2 separate regions of the Homo sapiens genome follow, and region 1 is linked to region 2. The links are chromatin loops, found by intact Hi-C in ENCODE. Cell type or tissue: prostate gland. All regions are shown on one strand. Links, peaks and the distances in the headings refer to the core of each region. The heading gives the core; the rest is flanking DNA.

Region 1 (12,418 bases), core at 1,869-9,868, 72 kb after region 2:
CTGTTAGAATTTATAGCTTCCCTTTTATTTTCATCACTACCACTATAATCTAGAACTTCATGATAATGCTTTTATTAATGCAACAACCTTCTAGCTTGTTTCTCTGCTTCTGGGCACTTTCATTTAATACACCATGCATATTGCTACCAGATGATATGCTATTTAGATAATGCCATTCCCTCATTAAGGAACCTGCAATAGCTCCCATCTGCTTATACAATCAAATCTAGACCCCTTCATCTAACCTTCAAGCTCTCTATGGTCTGGTCCCCTATCTACACATACATTGAAACTTACATGCCACCACCTTGCGTCATACCCCTGATTGAGCAGAGGAATCCTAGTCCTACCACCCTGCCTCGGTGCCTTGCTATTTGCCTTTTTTTAAGATCCCTACTTTGCCTCTCTGCCCATTCAGATAAATACATTTTTCACATCTCACCTTAGACCCTTTTGTGTCTATAAAGCCTTTCCGATAGTTACCATCCACATCAGCTTCTTTCTTGAGTTCCTATCACTCTAGTAGGCAAATGCTTGGCACTGTTTTTAGTCTAGTTTCTTGCAGTGATATTAGTGTCTTATCTACAAAGCTTCATCTCCAGGATGAACTTTTTGCTTTCTTGATTCTTAGTCTCCAGAATGCCTAGTATGCTCCTCTTGTGTACAGAATATTGAACTTGGAATTGAAAGGCCAAGTTTAAGGCCTGGCTCTTTAACTGACAAGTCATGTAGCCTTGAATGGGCCCTTGACCTCTTTAAGCCTCTGTTCCCTTAGCTGTAAAATGGAACTCAAGATATTTTCACAGCCCATTTCACCGAGTCATTTTAATGCTCAAATAAAATTGCATGTGAGAGTACTTTATGAGCCTTCAAGTGCTGCGAGAACAGAAGGCCCCATTATTATTGTAGTTTGTCTGTAATATTTAACTTAAGTTGAACCAGGAAAATATATCTGTGAGCCATTGTGTAATCTTGAGGGCCAAATTGCTAAATAGCAGTGGCCGCACCATATAACATTTATTGTACATTTCATTGTTCAGAGTGCTTTTTATTAGGATTACCATTCTGTTCTCTCCAGTGCCTCATGAGGTTGTGAGGATCAGGTATTTTTATTCCCACTTTGCACCTAGAAAAAGGAAATCAAAGGGAACAAATACAGTAAGTGAATTTCTGTAAGTCACGTAGTTAGTTGATGGCCACAATTGAACTGAAGCTTCCATTCTGCCTCTTATTCCTTGCCTGAAAATTGTGGTCATTTTCAGTCTCCACTTTATCACCACCAGACCCCTGCCTCTAGGACGCTTTCCTCTGTGGTTTTCACTTTTCCTACTTTGTCTCATTGGTTCTTGTACAGCAAGGGTGGCTTTATATTGGCTAGCAAGGATCTCACTCCTGTTCATTTCATTATAATTACATTCACATTCATAAGGTGGAGGGACATTTTTTTTCTCTTTACAAATACTGTTGGTTGACTGAAGTAGTCTTAGGTTGGGGGACCCTAGATCAGAGAAGAGACCTGAGTTCAATGTTAGGTCCTCACTTTCTTTGCAGATGGTTTAATTCTCTTGACAGGTCAGGCTTTCCCTAGAGCCTTGTCCACGCGGGCGAGACTGAGACCTGTCTCTTTTTGGCCTAAGGATAAATAACAGGCTATCTGGTATGCTTCCAGACTGGATGTGGCAGTGCACACCACTCATCCAGTTGTCCCTCCTTTGTGCTTAAGCTCTTTCCCACTCCTTCCGTCTGTTGCACCTGCTGGCCCCAAGCCTGGAGCTATTCTAGCCTCCACCAAATGGGGCAGTCCTGCCTCTACTGCTGACTCCACTACAGCATGTTCTGAGGTGAGAATTCTTCTACTCTATGTTTCATGCATTAACATGGAAGCCATGCCCCCATCTCCCTTCCAGAAATCCGTTGAAAAATCTCATCCATTAGGACTTACATTGCCCTTCACTTCACCGTTATGGGTAAGAGGCCAACTGATGCCCTCACCTCACCAATCTAAAGGGATTTCTTCAATACCTTTCTAAGGAGGTGCTGCTGGAAGCATTAGAATCTTTCAGCCATCCCCACAGGGACAGTGTCATCAGCAGATTACTTCCTCAACTTCAGCATAAATTCCAGTATAATTTAACATTGGCTTATTCTTGAGTGAATTTTTCCAATATAATCTACTCGGAATATTTGATGCCATTTTAATACTTTAGACCATGCCAATCCCAGATGTAAATGGTTCATACTAACATATAAGAACAGAATTTTTTATCACCCAGAGTAAGTAGTTCCCTGCATAATAGCATCACTGAAGCTCTCCCAGGAGAAGGGACTTCATGACAAAATGTGGGAGCCATAACAGCAGCCAGATTAGTCTGACCCTCTGCAGTATCTTCACCAGGACCCCAAAGGACCCCAAAGCCCAATGGGTGGAGTAATTCTCTTTTTTCTGAAGCAGTATGATTAGGTAAATGTGACTTTGTTGTACAGTTCTTATTACTATCCTCAAAAGCTGAGTTTGTAGCATGGACTGCAAAGTGTGGCAGTCTTCCAGCTGACAGAAGCATACAAAACAAGTCCTTATCTCAAGACAGAGGAGAGGAACCCAAGCACTGTGACTCTCACTTTATAAATCTGCCCTCAGCTCATAAACTACTTTTAACACCAGTGATTCTTGACATGAGTTCACACCAGAGATTTTGCAACTCATTGATATGGAGGGTGTAAAGAGGCAGGGGACAAAAAAAATACATCTGGTGGCTGCAGAGAAAGGGTTATTTGACTTCTGGGGACAGGCTATAGTAATATTCCACTGATTTTATACAGCCTTTGTCTTTCCTGCCTGCACTGTTCTTATATTCTTATAAGAGCTATTCAGGAAAGTAGTGTCAGGATATGGCTGGAATAAAGATATAAGGATGAAAGATAGTTAATAGAAGAATGAAAAATAATGCAACTCCCAATTCTTGGGAGGAGATAAGAGATAGTGCAAGCTAAATCCTCCTCTATGTAGTGGGGAATTAATAAGTGAGAAAACCTGAGCAGAAGTTATAAGCATATTCATTAGAGTTATGGACATAATACCCAGAAAACCAAAAATCAAATGTGTTCAAATTGGCTGCCCAAGAGAATGGGACCAATGACAGAAAGGATTGTGGAAAGGAACAATTTCTTTCCATCTTAAACTCTTTGGTACTACTTAGCTTGTTATGTGCATGTATTGCTTTTTAAATATTTTTCTTAAAATTAAAAAAATCTATGGATTTTTTTCCCTAAAATTCAGGGGTTGTGTGTGTGAAGATATGACTTAGTGATAAATTAGGTTGAGCTATATGAAATAGCAAATATTGGTTCGTTTTTGACCTGTATGAATGGAAATTTCATTTGATTCAACCGAAATAGTTTTCAGATTTTGTTCTTTCATGCGGACACGTCTTCACTGAAAGCCCAGCATATGACTGGGTCGGTGGCATCCTGCCATCCTGGAAATGTCACAATTCATTGTGTCCAACAACGTTCTCTTTCCAACCAACACTTCAAGTTCTGCTCAGCTTACTAGAGAGAGTTCAAAGGGCACATCTTCCAACCGCAAACCCTATGCTCAAAGGATTTGCTTCTTCTAATACCCTTAACCCAGTATTTTTTACGTGTGTTATGGCAGTTTTTACATTCTGCCTTTTACAACTTTATTTGTATACTTATCTCATCTCTCTGTTAGACTCTCCATCTTTTGAGCAAAAGAATCATTTTCTATAGGGAGAGACTGTGTGGGCTTTGAAGCAATTCTGGCATGCCTTGCCCACTTTCCAGCTGCATAACTTTGGGCACCTTCCTTAACGTCTTCAAGACCCAGTTACTACATCCCCAAAATGGGGACAGTGATGTCTCTCCCGAGGCCCATCAGGATGTTTCAATCAGAAAATGCATGCACAATGCCTAAAACATGCCCAGCACACAGCTAATGTGCAATTAACAACCATTGACTTCCCCTTCCTCTTACTCATCCTTGAGTCTTCCACAGCACCAAACACAGTTCTTTTTCCTTTAGATGATTAAATGGTAAATGAAGGAGTGGGGGAAAGTAGGTTGGTTTGAAAGGTTTTGAAAGTATTGCAAAATCCTTTCAGGAAAACAGATATTAACACTACCTTTTAAAATAAGAGCTCTCAAATAAGCATATTAAAGAGGAAATAGCACAGGACTGTGCTTTGCATATTAACTGATCTGAAAACCATCCAGAGATGGAAGCCATTTGGGATGCCTCCAAAAATATTGCCTGTGACCCTCCACCTTTCAGACATTGGCCATGTATCAGTGGTTGTGAACTCTGCTGAGCCTCTGCCTTCTATGGAATTGGGGTAGAGTCTACAGCTGAGGAGAGCAGCCTGGGAAGCTTGCATGGAGTTCTGGACCTCAAAAAATGCCCACCAGCCTCTTAATAGGTTGAGCACTTGCTCCTTCCTCTGTTCAGAGCGTTCCCCATTAAAAACTCCAGCCTGTTTTTGTAAAGTTGGCCCCAATGACTCCATGGAGCCTTTCTGAGTTGCCCAGCTGCAGAACACTTTGCTTGTCACTGTTATCGCTGTTTACCACATTCTGATTGTGTTATTGTCATTGATATATTTCTCTTACCTATTCCTGTGCCATCATTAGAGTATGTGCACAGAGAAGATACTCCATATGTTTATGTAAAAATAAAATGTTCATTCATTAAGATACAGGTCAGGGAAGCCCCTGAATAACCACTGGTGTGATTTTTTAATTTATCCCCACCAAAAACAAAAGATTTCTTCCACCATGGGAACATTCTTTCAGAGGTTCATTGGTAAAAGCCAACTTACTTAAAGAAGTCAATTAGAAAACTGTAGTAGCAGCGTGGTGTGGTGGCTCATGCCTGTAATTCCAGCATTTTGGAAGGACGAGGCGGGCAGATCACTTGAGGTCAGAGTTGGAGACCAGCCTGGCCAATATGGCAAAACCCCATCACTACTAAAAATACAAAAATTAGCTGGGTATGGTGGCACACACCTAAAAAATCCCAATTACTCGGGAGGTTGAGCCCGGGAGGCGGAGGTCGCAGTGAACTGAGATCGCGCCACTGCACTCCAGCCTGGGCGACAGAGTGAGTGAGACTCCATCTCAAAAAAAAAAACAACAAAAACAAACAAACAAACAAACAAAAAACTGTAGTGGCTACTAGTTTAAATTGTTGAAGGAAGAAAAGTTTTTGTGGGGAGGGCACATGAGTGGAGGATACCAGGGATAAAACAGACACCAGCAAAGAGACCTCAATGGAGGTTTATGGCTGGCGTGGTGGCACGCATCTGTAGTCCCAGCTACTTGGGAGACTGAGGTGGGAGGACTGTTTGAATCCAGGAGGTTGAGGCTGCAGTGAGCTGTGATCATGCCACTGCACTGCACTCCAGCCTGTATGACAGAGTGAGACCCTGTCTCAAAGAAAGAAAGTAGAAAGAAAGAAAGAAAGAAAGAAAGAAAGAAAGAAAGAAAGAAAGAAAGAAAGAAAGAAAGAAAGAGGAAAAAAAGGAGGTTTATGCACACAGTGTGGGAGGTACAAGGGTTGAAAGCATGAGGCTTTCCAGTGTTGAGAGCAGGAAGAACTTTAGGGCACAGGGACACAGAGTCAGAGATAAGACTGTCTGGCCCACCTGCCAGGATTTTGTACAATCACGCTGCATAATGATTCTTGAAAATACAAACATTGCCGGGACTGACTGACAAGTATTGTTCCAGCGGGGAGAGCTGTCAGGGCAAATCAATCCAATTCTACCACATGCCAGTGTGTAGAACAGATATAATTTTGGCTGTTCGGGGATGTCAAAGCGAAGGATGTACCGTATGTGTATTTTGAAATGTGGTGTTCTTTTTAGTCTAACAGCTTGAAAGATTTCTGGGGCTTTCCCCCCTTGGCTTTTTTCTAGAAGTTTTGGGAATTTAACTTCAAATAATTCCATTGCTTTTATCTGCTGTAACATGCAGGTTAAATTAAGCCTTTCTCCCTCCACTCCTATGGACACTTGCTCTCATTTGGGGTATTAAACATTAGTCTAGTGAGGAAAGGGCCATTTGCTGGCATTGGATGTTGTATGAGGCATCTATAGGTCCCTGGTGCCCTCCCAGAAATGTAAAGTTGATTTGCAGCAGGCTATCTAGTCGATCACTGCAACAAATAAATGCAAGGCTAAATAGAGAGGCTTAGGATGGCTCGCGTGTCTAGGCCCCTTGGGAATCTCTGAAGGTCCACTTGCTCCTTCGGTGCCCCAGTGCTATGAGGGCTTGAGGCCCTCAGAAGTTAGCTCACTGAAAATCTCTCTTCTCTGTTCAGAATTTTTCTGTGCCCCCACCCCACTGCCCTCTCTGCACCTTCCCTAGGAATCTCTTCCAGCAGTTATCTCCTCTGCCTTCTTCTCTTCTCTTCTTCTTTTTTTTTTTTTTGGAGCTATTTTATTTCTGACCCTCAACTATTCCTCTTAACTTACAAATACTCTCAAACCTCACAACAGCCCCTAACCCCCATGTGCTGGAGCCATGGTGCTGTCTCTAGATGGACCTGTCTGCCCCTGCATCCTCCGCCCCCTCCCGTTTCCCACAGGCTCGGCCTCCATTCTTCAGTCCTGGCTTCCATTTCCTCACTTCCCATTCAGGACACCACCCAGGGTAGGCTGCCTTCTATTGTCTTCGTGATCATGATCCATGGCCCTCTCCTGCCTCTGATTAGTTCATTTTCATCTTGTTTTCTGTCTTTCCCTGATTTTCCTCATAGTCATTCTTTGAGGATTCATTTTTGGTGACATCCTCTGTACCATTAGGGGTCACAGATCTGACTGCAGCTTCTGTGGCTGGGGACAGCACCTCCCACAAGAGTCTTGCTGAGCTGCGGACTTTTGACAGGCAAAAGGCCGGAGAGGAAAGATGGATGAGGGATGGGAAGGAGCCCGCCCTCAGCTCTGTACCAGCCTCTGTGAGGACAAGTTCTAGTGCTATGCCCTCACTGGCTTCCTTGCTTCCAGTTTTAGTCCAGCCAGATGAATCTCTCTAAAGACTTGCCCTGATCACTTCTTACCATGCTCAAAGGTCTTCAATAGCTCCCCAGGACTCACATATATAATGTAAAATCATGGACTCAATGCCTGTGGAGTGTGTGAGCTGGGGCAGACCTAAGATGCCATGTAGTCCAAACTCCCTTATTTAACAATGAGGAAGGGGAGGCACAGAGAAGGAAGTCATATTTACTAGTGCCAGAACTTGTCTGAACTACTTAGTGAGATATTCAAAGCCCTCCATAATCCAGTCTCTTTCTTTCCCTTCCTTCCTTCCTTCCTTCCTTTCCTTCCTTCCTTCCTTCCTTCCTTCCTTCCTTCCTTCCTTCCTTCCTTCCTTCCTTCCTTCCTTTCTTTCTTTCTTTCTTTCTTTCTTTCTTTCTTTCTTTCTTTCTTTCTTTCTTTCTTTCTTTTTCTTTCCTTCTTTTTGAGATGGAGTTTCACTCTTGTTGCCCAGGATGGAGTGCAATGGCGTGATCTCAGCTCAATGCAACCTCTCCCTCCCGGGTTCAAGCGATTCTCCTGCCTCAGACTCCCAAGTAGCTGGGATTACAGGCATGTGCCACCATGCCCTGCTAATTTTGAATTTTTAATAGAGACTGGGTTTCTCCATGTTGGTCAGGCTGGTCTTGAACTCCTGACCTCAGGTGATCTGCCCTCCTCGGCCTCCCAAAGTGCTGGGATTACAGGCATGAGCCACCGCACCCGGCCCAGTTTCTTTCTTTTTTTATGGCATGTTGCCTGCTGTTCCTCTTTTGGAAAAACCAAGATAAATCACTCTTTCCTAAATCCACTCTGGACTTTTCTTTCACCTCATCCTGGTTCTTTCTCTTCTCCCCTCTTAAGTGTTCTCTTTCTCACCATTTTTTTCTCTTATTCAATTACTCATCTATTTTTACATGTTCGTGTTATTATTTGTTAATAAAATAGTTTTGGTTGTCTCATGTATTCCAGGCTCAGCAGTGGATTGGGGAAATTACACCTATTTGTCAACTCCATGCCCAAAGCATTCTTGAGTATGCCCATAGGTGTTTATTTTAATGTCCTTATGATAAGAACTGTGGACTCCTTATGCAATGCCTTGGGTGAAGATAGCTTTTGTGTCATGTGTTCATTTCTTATTGATCTCTGTTATGAGTACTATTTTTAGGAAACTCACTTCTTACTCTGGAGACATTTTTGAGGACATTGATCATTGTGCCTATCGGCATCCCTTTTGTAAAATCGATTTGAAACATTCCTTTGAAAACAAACTGTCATGAAGAATCTTACTTCATGAAGAAGGGATCGCTGTGTTTTTATTTATGAGTAGCCAAAATTTTGTAAATTATTGTGTTTTCTTTTTGGCTTCTCCTGCCAGCAAGCTTAGGATCAAATTATGACTTAAGTTTAATAACCACTGAGGACCCAAGAATCTTCATGCTTGCATTTCTACTTAACACCTTGTCTTAACTTCCTATTTTATTTCTCTTGACTTCAGTTATTATTACAGTTTTTGTTTTTCTTTGTGTCATTTATAGTACCTAAAATCTTTTGTGAATGGAGCAAAGATGTAAGTAAATGGCATGAAAGATATAAGTACATGGGTTTTTCTGCCCTTTAGGTTATAAGGTCCTTGAAGACAGGGATTATTGTACTCTTCTCTTTTTCTAGGCCCTAGAAAATGCTGAGGCACTTTTAGTAGGTGCATAGTAAAAGTTTATTGAACTAAATTGTTAGAAATAGACCTCTGATTTCCTAGATAGGCACAGCTGAACTCATATGCTTTCTCTTTTGCTTGTTTTTTGTAAGAAGGCCAAGGCAAGGTATGTTGTAGTGGAAAGAATTCAAACCCTGCCTCTTACTAATTATACAATCTCACATGAGTTATTTAGCTAATCCACTCCTCCTCTTTGTTTCCTTAGTTTGAAAATGGAGGTAAGAATACCCTTCCAGATTGCTATGACAATTGGTAAGTCCTGTAAATCTCAGCACATTCTCTGGCCCATAATAACAATCAGCACAGGTTAGGCACCCTGTTGCCTCCCTATTTCCTGATTTCACTGGAAACAGTACTTGGAAAAGGATAAGTAAGTGGATTGCTCTATGGCCACAAGTAAGTCAATTAACTGAGGTGTCATCTGTAAAATAAGTGTGGCTATTGACCTCATTCAGAGGGATATGAAATTAATTGATGATAATGCACATTGGGAATTTTTGCTGAGAAGTGCTTCAGAATGGCTCAGTCTTGTTACGTGCTCTATTTCATCCTTAATATTATTTATGAATATTTAGCCTTTTCTTGTTCTGGTGTGTTTTATGTCTGTGGTCTTAATTGCATTTATTTTTTAATTTAGTACCAACTTGTATCTTAATAAAAATGTAGGTGAAACTTTAAAACATAGTTTCTATCTTTCACACAAATTTGTTTTTATAAGGTGGATGATTTTACCTGATTCAATATGCTGCTAATACATGAAGATATTTGGAAAATCATTTTTGTTAATTTTATTTTATATCAAGTTCAAGCATTTTTTGAAGTATTTAACATTTACATTCTGCTTTTAACATTCATATTTTATATTTATCAGTAGTTTTCTAATGAAATTGTTTATTAGGAGATGTGCGGCTCATTTCAGATGATAAACATGAGTGTTTCAAGTATTTCTAGTAGAAAAGATATCAACTAAATGAAATACCTGTTTTCACTTTAATGTCAGGAAACCCTCTCTGTCTTCAGTATGAATCAGTGTCCTCTATTTCAGAGTCCAAGGGTTGCTTTTCTGAGAGGGAGGGAACCTGAATCCTAGCTGGGTCACCTTCTAGCTGTGTGGCCCCGGGAAAGTCATGTCACTGTGCCAAGCCTCTCACTGATCTGTCAAACCCGAGGGAGCCAGTCTCGATGATCTTTAAGTTCTTTTCCTATCACAGTATTCAGTCCTGGGAGATGGAACTGCTAAAGGCAGGCTCTGCATTTAGGACCACAGGGAAACCGAGAGAGAGAATTTCGGGAACTCCCAGTACAGGCCATTATCTTTTAGAGTATATTAGTTTTAATCTTTCTCCTGAAAACTTTAAGATCTCTCTCTTTTTAACTGCAGGTTGCTTTATCCTTGTCATATATTAGATACTGAATAAATGTCTCTGTTGAAAGTCCATATGTTTAGTGGAATAAGTCCACTGGGCCAAGAGTATCTATGAAACCCCATTATTGAGGAAATGGGAAAGGCACATTTCCTGAGACCTTAAATGAATAAAGTTATATTTATTTTTTATTAGTTTTAGATTTCATAGCAATGGGTATAGACATAGAGTAATACTTTATCTATTGCCTGTGTGTATATATGGAATATGTACTTCTGGGAGGAATCTATACCAGAATTTGATTTAAGCAATCTGAAACTACAAGCATCTATGTCAGCTGCTGAAGACACATTGCGACACAATGCATTTTTCAGGACTCTAATGTGATACGAACACAGAGCTGGAAGTCAGTTCACTTCTGGCACTCATGGGACAAATGACCAAGGGCACCACATTTCCATTCTGAAAAATTCCATCAGTGACAGGGTTGCCCAGACAGGGTGCAGATCACACGAGTTTGGTGGTGTATTTCCTATAGCTCTTATTTGATTCCTCCTTTTCCTTTGGCAGGGTGAATTTTACACAGAAATTTTTCTATAAAACTCTTTTTTTTAAATTAAGTGATTGTTTTGAGTTTTCCTTCAAATCTAGGAAGTCATTCATGGTAGAGTTTGGTTCCTTTTTTTTTTTTTAAATTTGAGAGAGTCTCATTCTGTTGCCCAGGCTGGAGTGCAGTGGCACGATCCCTGCTCACTGCAACCTCTGCCTCCCGGATTCAAACAATTCTCCTGCCTCAGTCTCCCGGGTAGCTGGGATTACAGGTGCATGCCACCATGTCCGTTTAATTTTTGTAGTTTTAATAGAGACAGGGTTTCACCACGTTGGCCAGGCTGGTCTCAAACTCCTGACCTCAAGTGATCAGCCCACCTCGGCCTCCCAAAGTGCTGGGATTACAGGTGTGAGCCACCACACCCAGCCTCTTATTTATTTCTTATTACAGTTGCTTATGTTGGGTTTAAGGTGATTTGCTCAAGTCTCCAAAGTTAAGAGCAGCAGATTGGCTGATCACAGAGAAAGGAAGCATGTGAGAATTTTGCATGCTTATGTGATAGCTTATTTATCATGGAATCCTTAGGCATGCTTCACTCAGGATATTTTGTGTAAAGTGAATCAAAAATGTCCACAGAGCCCTTCAAGATACTGATATTCAAAGTCTTAGACCACAATGAGATAGGAGTTTGTCCAGAATGTGAATCAGGGCATTGCTTCCTTCATTACAAAAGTCTTACTCTCAGGAAAAGTTAGCCTAATGTCACACAATCAGCCAAACTAAACCTTTGGATGTCTGGCCTCTTAGCTCCACTGCTGAAAGCTGGAGGAGAAATGGCAGCCCAGTGTTGTTACAGCTTAGGCAGGTTACTGAGCCTTTCTGAGCTCGGCCCCTGAGAAGGAAGGCACTGGTAGGGTGGAGAGGGAAAATGTGGGCCCAGAGCTCAGTGGGTGAGAGGAGCAACCGAGATGTCAGCAGAGGTGGTGCAGGGTAATGGCTCCCTAAGATAGAAGCTTCAAGACAGCTGGGGCTCTAGCACGAGGGAGAGGGAGTAAAGGATCAGAAATCAGGTGTGTAAGCCCTGAAGTACCAGGGGATGAGGGATAGAGATGGCGTCCAATTGAGAGGCTTGGGCATCCTTGGTGCATTGCCGAGGTTTTATTTAAATCAGGGAGGTAAAGGGATGTTTAAGGAGAGTTGAGGAAATAAGGAGCTTGTGGAGTCACAGGCAGTGAGCTCAGAGTACACCGTGGAGGGGTGTCCAGGGGAGCTGAAGGGGCATAAGCGATCCACATTGGGAGGATAGTGTCTGGATAACTAGAGACTTCCTGTGGTGTTGTAGGGAAATGGAAAATGGGCAAGTTGGGATGAGTTTTGATGCCTTCTTAAAGGAGAATGGGAAGACGTTCTTAGCTCAATGACAGGAAAGCTTCAGATTAGATGTTCTTCCCACTGCTGCCATCCCAGAGAATAGAGCTATTTTATCACCTACAGGCTTAGAAGAGTTGACCTCAATTAACTCAAATAACATAGTCAAGTAGTACTTGTCTGTGGTTATCATTATTAAACATATTTTTTCACAGATATTTATAAATCACCAATTGTATGCACAGCACTGTGAGGCCCTGTCAGGAATACAAATACAAAATTCCTGTGCCCCTAAGTAGCTCAGTCTTAAAAAAGAGAAATTTGGCCAGGCACGGTGGCTCACACCTGTAATCCCAGCACTTTGGGAGGCCAAGGTGGGTGGATC
Region 2 (12,418 bases), core at 2,303-10,302:
CTGTACTCCAAAAACTATTAAAATTTGAAAAAAAAAAAAGAAGCCATAAAGTGTTACAGAATGCTAAGGAATGTGCTTCTATTTGTTTCTGCCCATTACAGAAAGGGAACCCTTCCCAAAAATGGCTCTTATAATTTCTTGGGTTGAATAAGCCCAAGGACATAAATAGAGATATCTCATTTCATACAAGCCTCCATTTCATTGCAAGACTTTAATCTGGCTAACTTCCAAATTTGACAATGCTTAGTTGTGTGGATTCAAGCTTCCAAGCTCAAGGATTCTTGGCTAACAATAATTTATTTGGTTGGGTTAACAGTTAAACCTGATGTGAACATTTACCCTTTGAAAGTACATATTTTCGTATTATAGTTTCCAAAGGGATCTGAGAAATTGTCCTTCCTGGACAGACCTCTCATCGTCCCCTCCATGTGATCAATAGAATGCAGTTTTCCAAGCAAAAGCTATATTTCTAAATCATTTAAGAAGAAACAAGTGGAAATTTAATTTTAAGCTGGACACTATTTTTTCCTTTTACAGTCAGCTCATTTTTCATGATTCTTTATTTTTCCCACCAGCATCTTTCACGTTAGTGTTTTAAGGAAGGAGTGTTTTATTGCCAAAGTCTTCACAACATGAAGGCCTACAAGCAGTTATAAAGATTGGGCTTAGATGATGTATATTAAAAGTGATAAATCATTTTCCAGCCTTTCATTACATTTTGTTTTCTCTGGATCCTTACCTCCTCTGACTCATGTACCTGGGCTGATGAATGCCCGTCTCTCCAGTTACACTGTAATCCAGGGCCTGTGTTTCATTTGCCTGCCAATAGTGATAGCCAATAAATTAATCATGCAACCACACAAGCCTTGCCATGCAGGCTGCTGCCAGCGTAAAACTGCCCATCAAAAGCCTGCAACTCTGAATCTCCATTTATCTAGTACCCTCAAGACTCGCATCGTTCCCAGCAACTGGAGCTGCAAATGCTCATTTCTTCATAGGCATGGGCTGGGAAAATGAGAGAAGGCTAATTAATGCATTCAAGAGATCCTACTGAATCAGCAAGCCCCTTAAAGGCACAACAGACACAAACAGGCAGCTGCAGCTCCTTGGGATTCAAAACAACAACAAAAGAGCTAGTTAAATATTTGAATAGCTAAAGTATATGTCTATTCATTCCCATGGAAATTGCTAAAATAGGCTGTCCTCCCATCTCCAGAGGAGTCAAAGTCATTGAAATCCCAAAGCCTTTTATCCTGTCAAACATGCCTTTGAAGAGCAGGACATTTACATCTCCATAACAGGCCAATTCAACATTAGTGGTAATAAAACTTGGGTGCATGAAAGGACTCCAGAATGTGGTACCCATTCACTCTGGCCTCTGGGGATGCAGAAGTAACTTTTTGAAAATAAGACTACTATTGCCCAATCCCTGTGTTAGTTTGGCATTTTATAGTTGCAAATGGTTTGAACAATAGTGGAGATTTATTGTTTCACATAAATATACCATCCAGGAGTAAATACAAGCTTGTATGTGGCTTGATGCAAGGCCCAAACACTGTGGCCAGGATCCATCTTTTGGCTCTTTTCCATTTGGGTGGCTCAACTTGAAGACAAACATTTGTCTTATGGTTGCAGGACAGATGACTTTCATCCACTCTTGATGCTATATCCTCCAGATGCCCATCCAGCAGAAAAGAAAATTACGGCTTATGTCAACCTTCGAACACACATCATAGACTTCGTTTTGATCAGGCCAGCTTTATGGTCACATGCTCATCCTTGAACAAATCAGTGTGGGCAGGGATTGGAATTATGTTGATTTATTTATGTCTGAGCCATTGGTTCCACCTTGAATCACATAGGTTGCCTGGGAGTTGGGTGAATAACCAAAGGAAAATCATTACCAGTTGAGGAGGAGGAGGAGGAGGTGGATACTGGTTGGCAGTGAAAACAATAGACAAATAAACTATATTAGTCTGCTCAGGCTGCCATGACAAAAACAGACTGGGTGGCTTAAACAACAGACATTTATTTTCTCATAGTTCTGGAGGCTACAAGTCCATGATCAAGATGCTGGTTAGTTGGGTTCCTGGTGAGGGCTCTCTTCTTGGTTTGCCAATGGCCACCTTCTTGCTGTGTCCTCACATGGCCTTTTCTCTGTGGCTCCAGTAGAGAGGGGCAGAGAGAGAGAGAGAGAGAGAGAGAGAGAGAGCTCAAGCATATGCTCTGGTGTCCATTCTTATAAGGACCCCAGCCCTACTGGATTAGGGACCTACCCTTGTGAACTCATTTACCTTAATTACTTCCTTAAAGGCCCTATCTCCAAATATAGTCACACTGAAGATTTCAACATATGAATTCTATGTGCACACAATTTAGTCCCCAATACAAACAAAAATGATAATCCGCAGCTGTGCATCTCTGATTAATCCTGGTTTAGGTGTGATTTTATCCACTAGGAGTCCAGTTGTAGTTGTTTCTATGGAGTCTGAGAATAAATGTACCCAGGTAGCTTCAAATGTACACTGTGAAGATCACCTAGTTATGTACCCAATCATGTTGTTTCTATTTACCAACTATGAATTTAGGGACCAAGAAGATTCCTGGAGACTGACATTTAGTTACGATTCTAGAACTATGAAAAAATTTGACAATCATCAGGCAAGAGACCTTTATGGAACTCATCTTTCAGTAGTGCCTTTAATGAAAACTTATGAGATCCACAAGAAAGCCGGAAGTCTGAGACTATAGAATCAGACCCTCTGACGTTTTGAATTATGGTGATGTGGCCCAGCTTAATCACTCATGTATTCCAACATACCCGGCGCCAAATGATCTTTGAGCACGAAAAAAATCAAATTTTCTCTCCAATAATAAAGATTTGCATAATTGGTAAACTCTAGTACATTAATTCAAAGATAATTCCCCAAGGGGAGCTTTGAAAATATGGCAAAAATATGAGACATCATCTTTGGAATAAAGGTGTGGCCTTCTAAGGAGATGGCTTGTCAATATGAGTTAGAGTGACTTTTTATAAACTTCTTGCTTCCCTTTGTTGTAAACATTTATATATTACATATTGACATACACACCTACATATGCTTTAGAGACTACATATGTACTTTCTTAGGCATACATATTGGAGTCTTTTTATAAGATAAAAGGCCTATATTTTTATAGATGAGGCTGCTTTGCAATAAGATTCACTTGGAACTTCACTATTACAGAAAAAGATAACCCTTAAAACAGAAAAGATGATTTCTCCTCCTGCTGCACATACAACACAGTTTGGCAGGGGGGACTCTATTCATTTCAGTCTCTCAGGAACCCAGAACCTCATGATGCTGCCTTCTAAACACCAGGCTTCATAGTTCACTGTGGCAGGATGAAGAGGAAGCGAAAAACCCAGGACTGACTATTCAATTTTCTGCCTAGAAGTGCTGGGTCATTTCTGCTTACTTTTTCATTGGCAAAAGCAAGCACCATGGATCGGTGGGTGGGGGAGTCCAATTATCTTCTGGGCAAGGAAGGAGAGGCAAGAAGAGCAACATCTAACGTAATCATGGATCCGTGCTATACCAAATTTGGTTCTCAATTGAAGAATGCAATGGTGAAAAGTTGCAATCCATCCAAGATTTATTCATTTATTCATTCAGCTCTTTAGTATCTACAATGAACCAGGCACTGTACTCAATGCTAGAAATACAGTGGGGAGACAAGACAGAAATATGTATTGCTTTTAAAGAACTTACAGTTTAGGAGGAGGTTACAAGTAAGTAGATAGCTAAAAATTCAGAGTGGGATGGAACTATGACAGAGAAAGAACAGGGTGCCTTGGAAATACAGAGAATGGGAGACACGACTAATGAATGTTCCTACGGTTGTCTATCTCTGAGCTTTACAATTCAGTCTCTACTATTTTGTGGGCATTTTATGTCCTATTTATAAAACCTTTCAATTAGAAATTGAGACATCTATTGAGTACCTACCATGTGGGAAGTGCCCTGCTTGATGCTGTTGTATCTTATGAAGCTTGCGGAAGAGAGTACGGAGTTGAATAAGACACTTTTCTTTTTCCCACACAGAGTGCTTAAAATCTAATAGGAGAAATAAGATTACATAAATAATGAATGCAGTGCAGAATGTGGTGTTTATCATAAGAGACAAAAAGCCCAAATGTCAATGGAGGTATTTCTGATTTGGGGAATAAATAAATGCTTCATGATAAGAGTAACTTTTAATGTGAATTTTGTTGAATAAATGAGTTTAATGGTCAAAGACAAAGCATGGGGGTTACATGTCTGGTGGGGAAAAAAAAAACAAAAAAACAAAAACAAAACATCAAACGCAAAGACACCAAATCTGAAAGCTGCCTATAGGCAGAGAATGTGATTATTTTATTCTACTCTCATTACATCCCCAGCATTTATCACACTGTCTTGCATCCATCAGGTGATCAATGAATAGTTTTCGAATGAATTAATAGGAAAATTTGAGGCATCTTTATTAAAGGTATGCAAACTAATAGTTTAACTGGAATCTTAAGGTGAAATTAAGGTGATAAAGCTGGAGCCAGGTCATGGGGCCAGGTAAAGATTTTGAATGTTATTGAAGAGTTTGGACCTTATTATTCCCTTACCCCTATATTTACATAAACCATTATGTTCACCAAAGCTCACATGACCTCAAGACGGTCCAATCAGGTGGTCAGGACAGTAATTATTGCCCCACCCAATAGAGAGGAACTCAGAGACAGACTAAGTAATTATGGAGGTTATGTCAGGAAATAACGAATCTAAGACTCAACACCCAAGGTAGTGCAAACTCTGTTTCTGTTCCTTTGTACTGCATTACCCCTCTGTTCTGAGGCAGAAACGCCCTTTTGGTGTTGGGAGCAGTAGAAAGAAATGACGCTGTCAGAGCTGTTTCTAAGATAAACTGGGAGAGAAAGGGGCTGGCAGCCAGGTCACTAGGGAGGAGAACATTAAAATAATGTGGGAGAAGACCAAACTGCTGTAGTGACCATGAGCATAGGCAGGCTAGGATTTCTTTTTAGCAGGGATAAAAGGTTTTAGCATAAATTCTACCCTTGTTGGTCAATACCTAGGTCAGGGTTTCGCAATCTCAGTACTGTTGACATTTGGGGCCTTGAATTCATTGTTGTGGAGACTGTCCTATGCATTGTCCCTGACCTCTGCCTGTTAGATGCTCCTAGCACACACTCTCCACCCACCCCACCATTGTGACAGCCCCAAAATATCCCCCTGGCCAAATTTCCCCTGGGAGGCAAAAATCGCCCCCGTTTGAGAACCACTGACCTAGGCAATCAATTTTGATTAGTTTCCAGAAAATCAGTGGACCCTAAAGAGCACATTGGGCATTTAGTGGGAAAACATCAAGGAAAGAAATGCAGTCTCATCTGATGGGTTTAGTTTCCTTCCACTGACAGTGTGCATGATGGCCCATAGTTAATTCGTTTGACCAGCATTGCATTTTAAATAATGGGTTTTCATTTTGTCCTATTTATGGTCATTTTATCCAATTATTTTTATTCAGCACCCAGCTTTATAAGTGTGTATAATCCTGTTATGTTCTATTCCATTATGGGAACTTCCTAACAGAAGAGTACACAGTAATACAATTAAATAAACATTTTGGCTATTGTGTTGGCCTCACACATTTCCTGACTTTGGCTGGATTCGAATGTGGTTATGGGATGGGAAGGGAGACAATGGGTCACTAAAAAGAAAGACAAAGGTGCTGAAAGGTGACATGAAACAGGTCACCATGGTTCCCAGATTGGTGGGAAGAATTCAGGTACCACTTAAAATGGAAAATATCCTGTAATGAGAATGGAGCTAAAAACCTTACCATTTTCTTCCTCCCTTCAAAATTCCATAATACAATGGCAAAAAGTTTCCTGTGCGGTGCTTTGCATGAGCTACAACAAATGTTGGTCTAGAAGGACTAAAAAAAGAATTTGCATGTTTTATATATGTGAATATAAATAATGTAAGTATAAATATGAATATAACTATAAATACGTAGCAGAAATTGCAAAGGCGTTTCTAAACACATTTAATGTGGTAACAAAGCTTATGCAAGAAAGAATGGAGAGCACGGCCTTCCTTCACGCTGGGCTCACTTGGTGACTGGGCATAATGGACAGGTCTGGGCAAGTCAGCCAAGACGTGAGTCATTGTTTAGGTTTTCCTTGGAAACAAAAGCTCCTGGGAATTTGACATCAAGTGTTTGCCAGACTCTGCGGACTTGTTAGTCTCCTGCAGGGCCACTAACATCGCTTCTAAGATGATTCCCTGAGAATCAGCCAGCTTCCTCCGCAAAGACTTGCCCTGAGTGCTAACCAGCATGGCTTTGCAGAGAGAAGGGAATTTGGGACATGTCTCAGGGAGTCATTCATCCAACATTAAGACAGTGTTAACAGGGAAATTGTGTGTGTGTGCAACCAGACATCACCTGCCTTCCCTGCAGGGAGCTTCGACAGCTGAGAAAATGTTTATAAAGCATTTTGAGCTCTCACTGGGGTGGTACTGTAGAAAGGCAAATCTTTGATATGACTTTCTCACGTCTGTCAACTCTTATTATTAAGCAGAGGTTGCCCCTGCCTTTCTCAAAGTTCCAATCATGGAAACTAATTATTAGGAGTTGCAGGTTCCATTTTTCACCTACCCAGTGAAGATTGTGACCACCTCTGTTAAAGAAAAAATCTTTCTGGAATCTACAAGAGATGTAAAAAACTCAGTGTTGTATGTAGTTTAATTGGGAATGAATAAAATGTAGACTCACTAAACTGCTTTTGAAATAGTCCACATGTACAAAACAAAAGAGAGAAATAGTTGGCAAGTTTCTTCTCAAAACTAAATGTTTGAAATATGTGATCAAGACAGCTTGCTATGTTCCAGGCAAGTCTAATTTCATCTATTCCCACTTGAGGCTTCTGAACTTTATGGGATGTAAGGCTTTTATTTTTAAAATGCTGCAACAGAAGCTGATTAATTTTCAAATTAAAGCAATATCTGACCTCTAGTAAGTTTCCTGGCATATAGCAAGCATTCAATAAATACTGTTTTTTTTTTTTAATTGCTTTTGCAGAGCACTGGCCTTTTCTCTTAAGATGAGGATATAGTGGCCCCAAAGCCTCTGAGTATTATTTAGCAGGAGAAAATCTAGGCCGGTTGACTGAGTGCTTTTCCTTATATTGCACATGATCTCACATTCCCAAAATACCCAGGCTCAGGAAAGCTATATAAGGCCATGTGTCAATCTTCTCAGTCATATATGCCTAATGTTTAGTCCTATAGACTTTGAGAACTTGAATAGGCCTCAGATGCCATTTCTCAAATTTTCTTTTATGGAGTAGGAAACAGAGTCCATGAAGGGGGAAGTGGCTCACTCAAGGTCATGCCGTTCACTTCTGGCAGTGTCTAGAGAGGGCCCACATCTTCTGACATTCTAGTCCAGCTCTTTATTCCACACTACTGCCTGGAGTGCTGGATTCTAAGAATTGCTCAGCTTTAAATACTGTCTTCAGTCATGTTCCATTGGAGAGCCACAAATCAGGAGAGTAGCAAATATATTTGCAAAATACATAATGGTTTTTATGTTGTATGTATAATTTGCATATTGGCATTTTCATTACATTTGCTATATTTAATATTGTTACGCTTTTTCAAAATTGTTGTTCTCATCCATTCCACAAGTGTTTATTGAGTGTTTATGCAAAGCATTGGAGATAGTGGTAAATTACACAGACAAGATCCCTGTAGCAAATGCTGTTGGCGTCACCCCCTGCCCGTGTCCTCTCAGCTCTCACCACCCCAGCACTTGACTGCAGAGTCTTGCTGCAACCACTCATGACTCTGCATAAGGACCTTCTCTGGTCTGGGGGTGGTGGCTCATGCCTATAATTCCAGCACTTTGGGAGGCCAAGGTGGGTGGATCATGAGGTCAGGAGATCAAGACCATCCTGGCTAACACGGTAAAACCTCGTCTCTACTAAAAATACAAAAATTAGCCAGGTGTGGTGGCACATGCCTGTAGTCCTAGCTACTGGGGAGGCTGAGGCAGGAGAATTGCTGGAGGCAGAGGTTGCAGTGAGCTGAGATCGCACCACTGCACTCCAGCCTGGGCAACAGAGTGAGACTCTGTCTCAAAAAAAAAAAAAGAAAAGAAAAGAAAAAAGAAAAAAAAAAGAAACAAACAAAAAAAGGAGCTTCTCTTAGCTGGAAGCCTTCAGTCAATGACAGGTGGGAGTTGGAGGGTAAATGACCCAGCTTCCTCAGCTTTGGGATGGGATAACTCTAAGGTTCATTCTACTCCATCACTCCAAGTTCCCCAGGCATTTGAACTCCAGTTGTCCACAGTGTAACCCACTGGATAATGTATCCATTACAGACTTCCTACCTCTTTTTGTTTCACTTCTTGACTACTCCTTTTGTGCTTCCTGGGATCTCTTCTTAGTAAACTACTTTTGCTTGAATCCTTAGTCAGGGTCTGTTTCTAGGGGAGCTGGTCTAAGTCGCTGGCTTCTTGAGGCTCAAATTCTAGAAAAGGATGCAGATAATAAACAACAAATCAATAAAAAAGGTCACATATGGGTACCTATTGAAAAGAATGAGATGATAGAGAGTGGAAAGGGGTTCAGAGAAATTCTGATTGAAGTGTGAAGTTGGGGTCCCTCTGATAGTGTGATATTTGACCTGAAACCTGAAAAACAAGAAGTAGTTATAAAAAAAGAGCCTGAGGGCCGGGCGCGGTGGCTCACGACTGTAATCCCAGCACTTTAAGAGGCCGAGGCTGGCGGATCACTTGAGGTCAGGAGTTCAAGACCAGCCTGGCCAACATGGTGAAACCCCATCTCTACTAAAAATACAAAAATTAGCCGGGCATGATGGCATGTGCCTGTAATCCCAGCTACTCTAGAGGCTGAGGCAGGAGAATTGCTTAAACCCAGGAGGCAGAAATTACAGTGGGCTGAGATTGCACCACTGCACTCCAGCCTGGCCAACAGAGCGAGACTCCGTCTCAAAAAAAAAAAAAAAAAAAAAAAAAAAAGCTTGAGAAGAAGATTCTGGGAAGAGGCATGAAAAAATGCAAAGTGAGCAGGAATAGGAAAGAGAACACTGGGCTGTTTCATGGGGAATGAGGCAGGGAGGGGGAAGACCGAGTAGGTTGGCCTTGTCATGAGAGACTCTGTAGTAAGGATCAGAAGTTTATACTAAATGCAAGGAGAAACCGTTGGAGGATGTTAAGCAGGTGAATGCAATAATCTGATTTATACTTGAAAATGGTTACTCTGGCAGCTCATGGGAAACAGATTGGGGGAGGAAAGAATGAAGCAGTGAGCTAAGTTAGAAGGCTACTGAAGAAATCTAGGTGAGAGATGATGGATGCTTTTCAGTTTCCAGACTCAACTGTTGATAGAGAACAGAAGTAAATAGAATACAAACACAGAGGACATACATGTTTATGTCTTCGTCTCTGTGGGTATTTATATGTATTGAAGTGGTTCTTAGCATTTGGGGGTGAGAACTCTTTGAAAATCTGATGAAATCTGTGGATCTCCTCTCCAGGAAAATGCAAATGTGCACCGACACACAATTTTAAATTTGTGCTGACAGGTTGGGAAGTCATGGAGTCAGTTAATAAAACCTCAAGCATATTTTTTTTTTTTTTTTTGTCTACATCTGTTAGTAGGGATAGGCTCTCTATAATGGTAAGTAAGTGCCAAAGTGGATCACAGTTCAAACACATATTTTTGTTTATGGATAAGAATTGAAGGAAAGATAGCTCAGCATCATTGGCCCTCTGGTAGAAAGACTCTGAGATGCATTCTACTCTGTCTACGCCCACATAACAATACCAAGAGAATTCGTTGTTCCTTGAAATTGCCCTGTGCTATCTTCAAGCCATAACTTCCAAGCTTGCCCTAGGTGTTATCTTAATTCTGGCCAGGTAGAAGGGAGTACACAGAGGAAGTCTTAATAGGCAAGGCCTGGAAGTGGGACCCATTGCTCTGCTCCCCTTCATTGACTAGAATTTAGCCATCTGGCCACAACTAACCACAAGGGAAGCTGGGAAATATCGTGTAGCTATTAGCCCAGCAGGGTGGGGAAAAAGGGAAATACGAATTTCAGAGAACAGTTAGGAGGTTCAGCCAAATACACACATTTTTCTTTATATTTGTCACATAGGAGTTGCTCAGTGTTACATTTTTAGAGACCAGTGGAAATACCTCACATTGTAAGTTTGATGAAGGACAAGGGATGGAGCCAAGTGAAAGTTGGTCAGGAGGATACAATACCCTTTGTGTCATGATTTCCAGAACCAGTTTAACTCAAAGCAAGCTCTCTTCCTACACTGTGGAGATGGGGCTTTCTTTTATTAAGGATATGTCCTTAAGTAAAAGATTAAGATCAAATTGAAGTGGAAACTTGGCCCCAAACTACACTGTTCTGTGCCCGGAGGGACTGGAATTAATTTGAAGCAAACTATTACTCACCCCGATTATGTGCCAGTAGGAAAGGGAGATGATGATACTGTCAACAAGGCGAACTTTTGCATTCATTTTTTCTCACTCCAATGAGCAGTCATTCTAGATCTCAGATGTGACAGTTCATTGGCTACTCAGGCAAGCACTTGGCCTGTCTACTCTGGACTCAACTCTGGTCCATTCTCTCCCTGAAGCAAAGCAGCCCGGGGACTCCTCTTTCAAATGTCCTTTAGGGAGTGGGTGTGGGCCTAAGAAGTTGGAGGTGAAGTCCATTTTTATTAGTAAATCATATTTTACCGTTTGATTCCATATTCCATGACAATGGTAAAGTCATTTTTCTTGGGGATGGAGGGTGGTGAGTCTTACCTTAAAACATAAAGAAATTACATTTGAGAACATGGCAAATTTTAATTTCTTCAGCGTTAAAAGAGAGGAAAGCTGATTTTCTCTTAACATAGTAAAATGATTTTTCTGAAACTTAAAAATATCCAGAAGCTGTTCTCTCTTGAGATCAGAACCTTTCTAAGCCTCATATTTAATGTTTGCTCAATTCAGTACCTACAGGGAAGGTCAGGTTTCTTCCACGTTGCCTGTTCCCAGCTCCTTCCTCTGATTCTCTCATTTACATCATAAATCTTCCTTTTCAACCCCCTATGTTTTAGCTCTTTCCTTTAAGAGAAATTTGAAAAAGTGTTTTTTTTTTGCCATTTATTTTATTTAATTTGAATTCCATCTTAGAGTTGTTAATGTGTTTACATGCTATTTTTTCCTACATTCCTTCTCTCCGGTCAGGGAAAATGTTGAGCTTTCTTCAACATGAGATGGATTTAATTGGTTAATTTCATAATTTAGAGTCTTTCTTGGTCTACATTCCAAAAGGAGGGGATTCTTTAAGCTCAGTACAGCTACATTTACTTTTGAAGGAGCCCTTTATTTTGCAGTGAATAAAGTGTCTCTTATTAAACAGAAAATAAAAGAAGGTTTGGCAGGACTCTACTCCCCATGGATGAAACATCACAGGAAATTGAGAAATTGTTTCTTTTTGGCCTTGTGGGAAAATTTTGCTTGTGAAATTTAGTGTTAAAGTTTTAAGACGACTGCTTAAATCCATCAAGAAAGAGCTGTTGAATGAATAACAGCTTCTAGGGAAGAGGTGCCAACCTGACCTTTCTATATCTGGTCTTTTAAGTGTTTGAGGAAGTGTGCGGTATGATCAAGAAGATTGTATTCTCTCCTACATAATGACTGAGTTAATTTTAAACAGAACTTAGACATAGTTCATCAATTTAAGAATAATTTTGTCAAAAGTTGGCCTCAGCTGGGTGCTCCTTCATTTGTGCCTATAAGACAGGGCATTGTACAGGCCCAAATGAGAAACGAATCCTAGGTAGAGAGTCCAGTTTCCATTCTCAGATTGATCTATGGGCTCTAGAATTTTGATACGAAGCCTGTGTCTTGAGCTTCAGACCATCCTGCCAACTGAGGGTGTTGCCTTCCATTTTCTTCACATAGGCACCTTGTTTGAAATTTGTGGCTAAAACCCATGTTCTTGGTTTGACTCCTAAATCTGTTTTCCTTCTAAGTTCCTTAGGGACTCTGTGGGCAGCATAACCACATACTTAGTTGTCCAAATCTGAAACCTTCATTGTTTTCTCTCCACACTCCCCTCAATTTGCAATCAGTCACCAAGTTCTGCTACTGTCCCTAAATATGCCTGCAGTCATCTCCTTTCTTTCACCTTCCCCTTCCCCAATACCCAGTTCAGGCCACAATTCTCTCATGCCTTGATTTCTCTAAAAACCTCCTTAACCAATCTCTTGCCTTAATTTTTTTCCTCCCATAATCCTGATTTCACCCTGCAGCCAAAATGATTTCTCTAAAATTAATCTTTACAATGTTACTTCC

The links. A loop is a pair of places that touch in the nucleus more often than their neighbours do. Peaks named below come from ENCODE experiments on the same cell type or tissue, not always from the same donor. Only the 100,000 strongest peaks of a DNase experiment are listed, where the experiment ranks them.
Region 1: a loop joins it to region 2, with 2.6 times the contacts of the local background. A loop is called at or near these places in 3 of 110 quality-filtered maps.

The regions. Positions count from the first base shown.
Region 1 is chr9:84,918,769-84,931,186 of GRCh38, forward strand. The region is part of intron 14 of NTRK2 (neurotrophic receptor tyrosine kinase 2); the gene reads left to right. Among named protein-coding and RNA genes, the nearest start is that of NTRK2, 260 kb to the left of the region's middle. In prostate gland, for the core only: no CTCF peak of the experiment used is centred there; no DNase peak of the experiment used is centred there.
Region 2 is chr9:84,845,900-84,858,317 of GRCh38, forward strand. All of the region lies in intron 12 of NTRK2 (neurotrophic receptor tyrosine kinase 2), which reads left to right. Among named protein-coding and RNA genes, the nearest start is that of NTRK2, 180 kb to the left of the region's middle. RefSeq lists enhancers at 5,884-6,430, 5,907-7,106. In prostate gland, for the core only: no CTCF peak of the experiment used is centred there; a DNase peak (open chromatin) is centred at 6,192.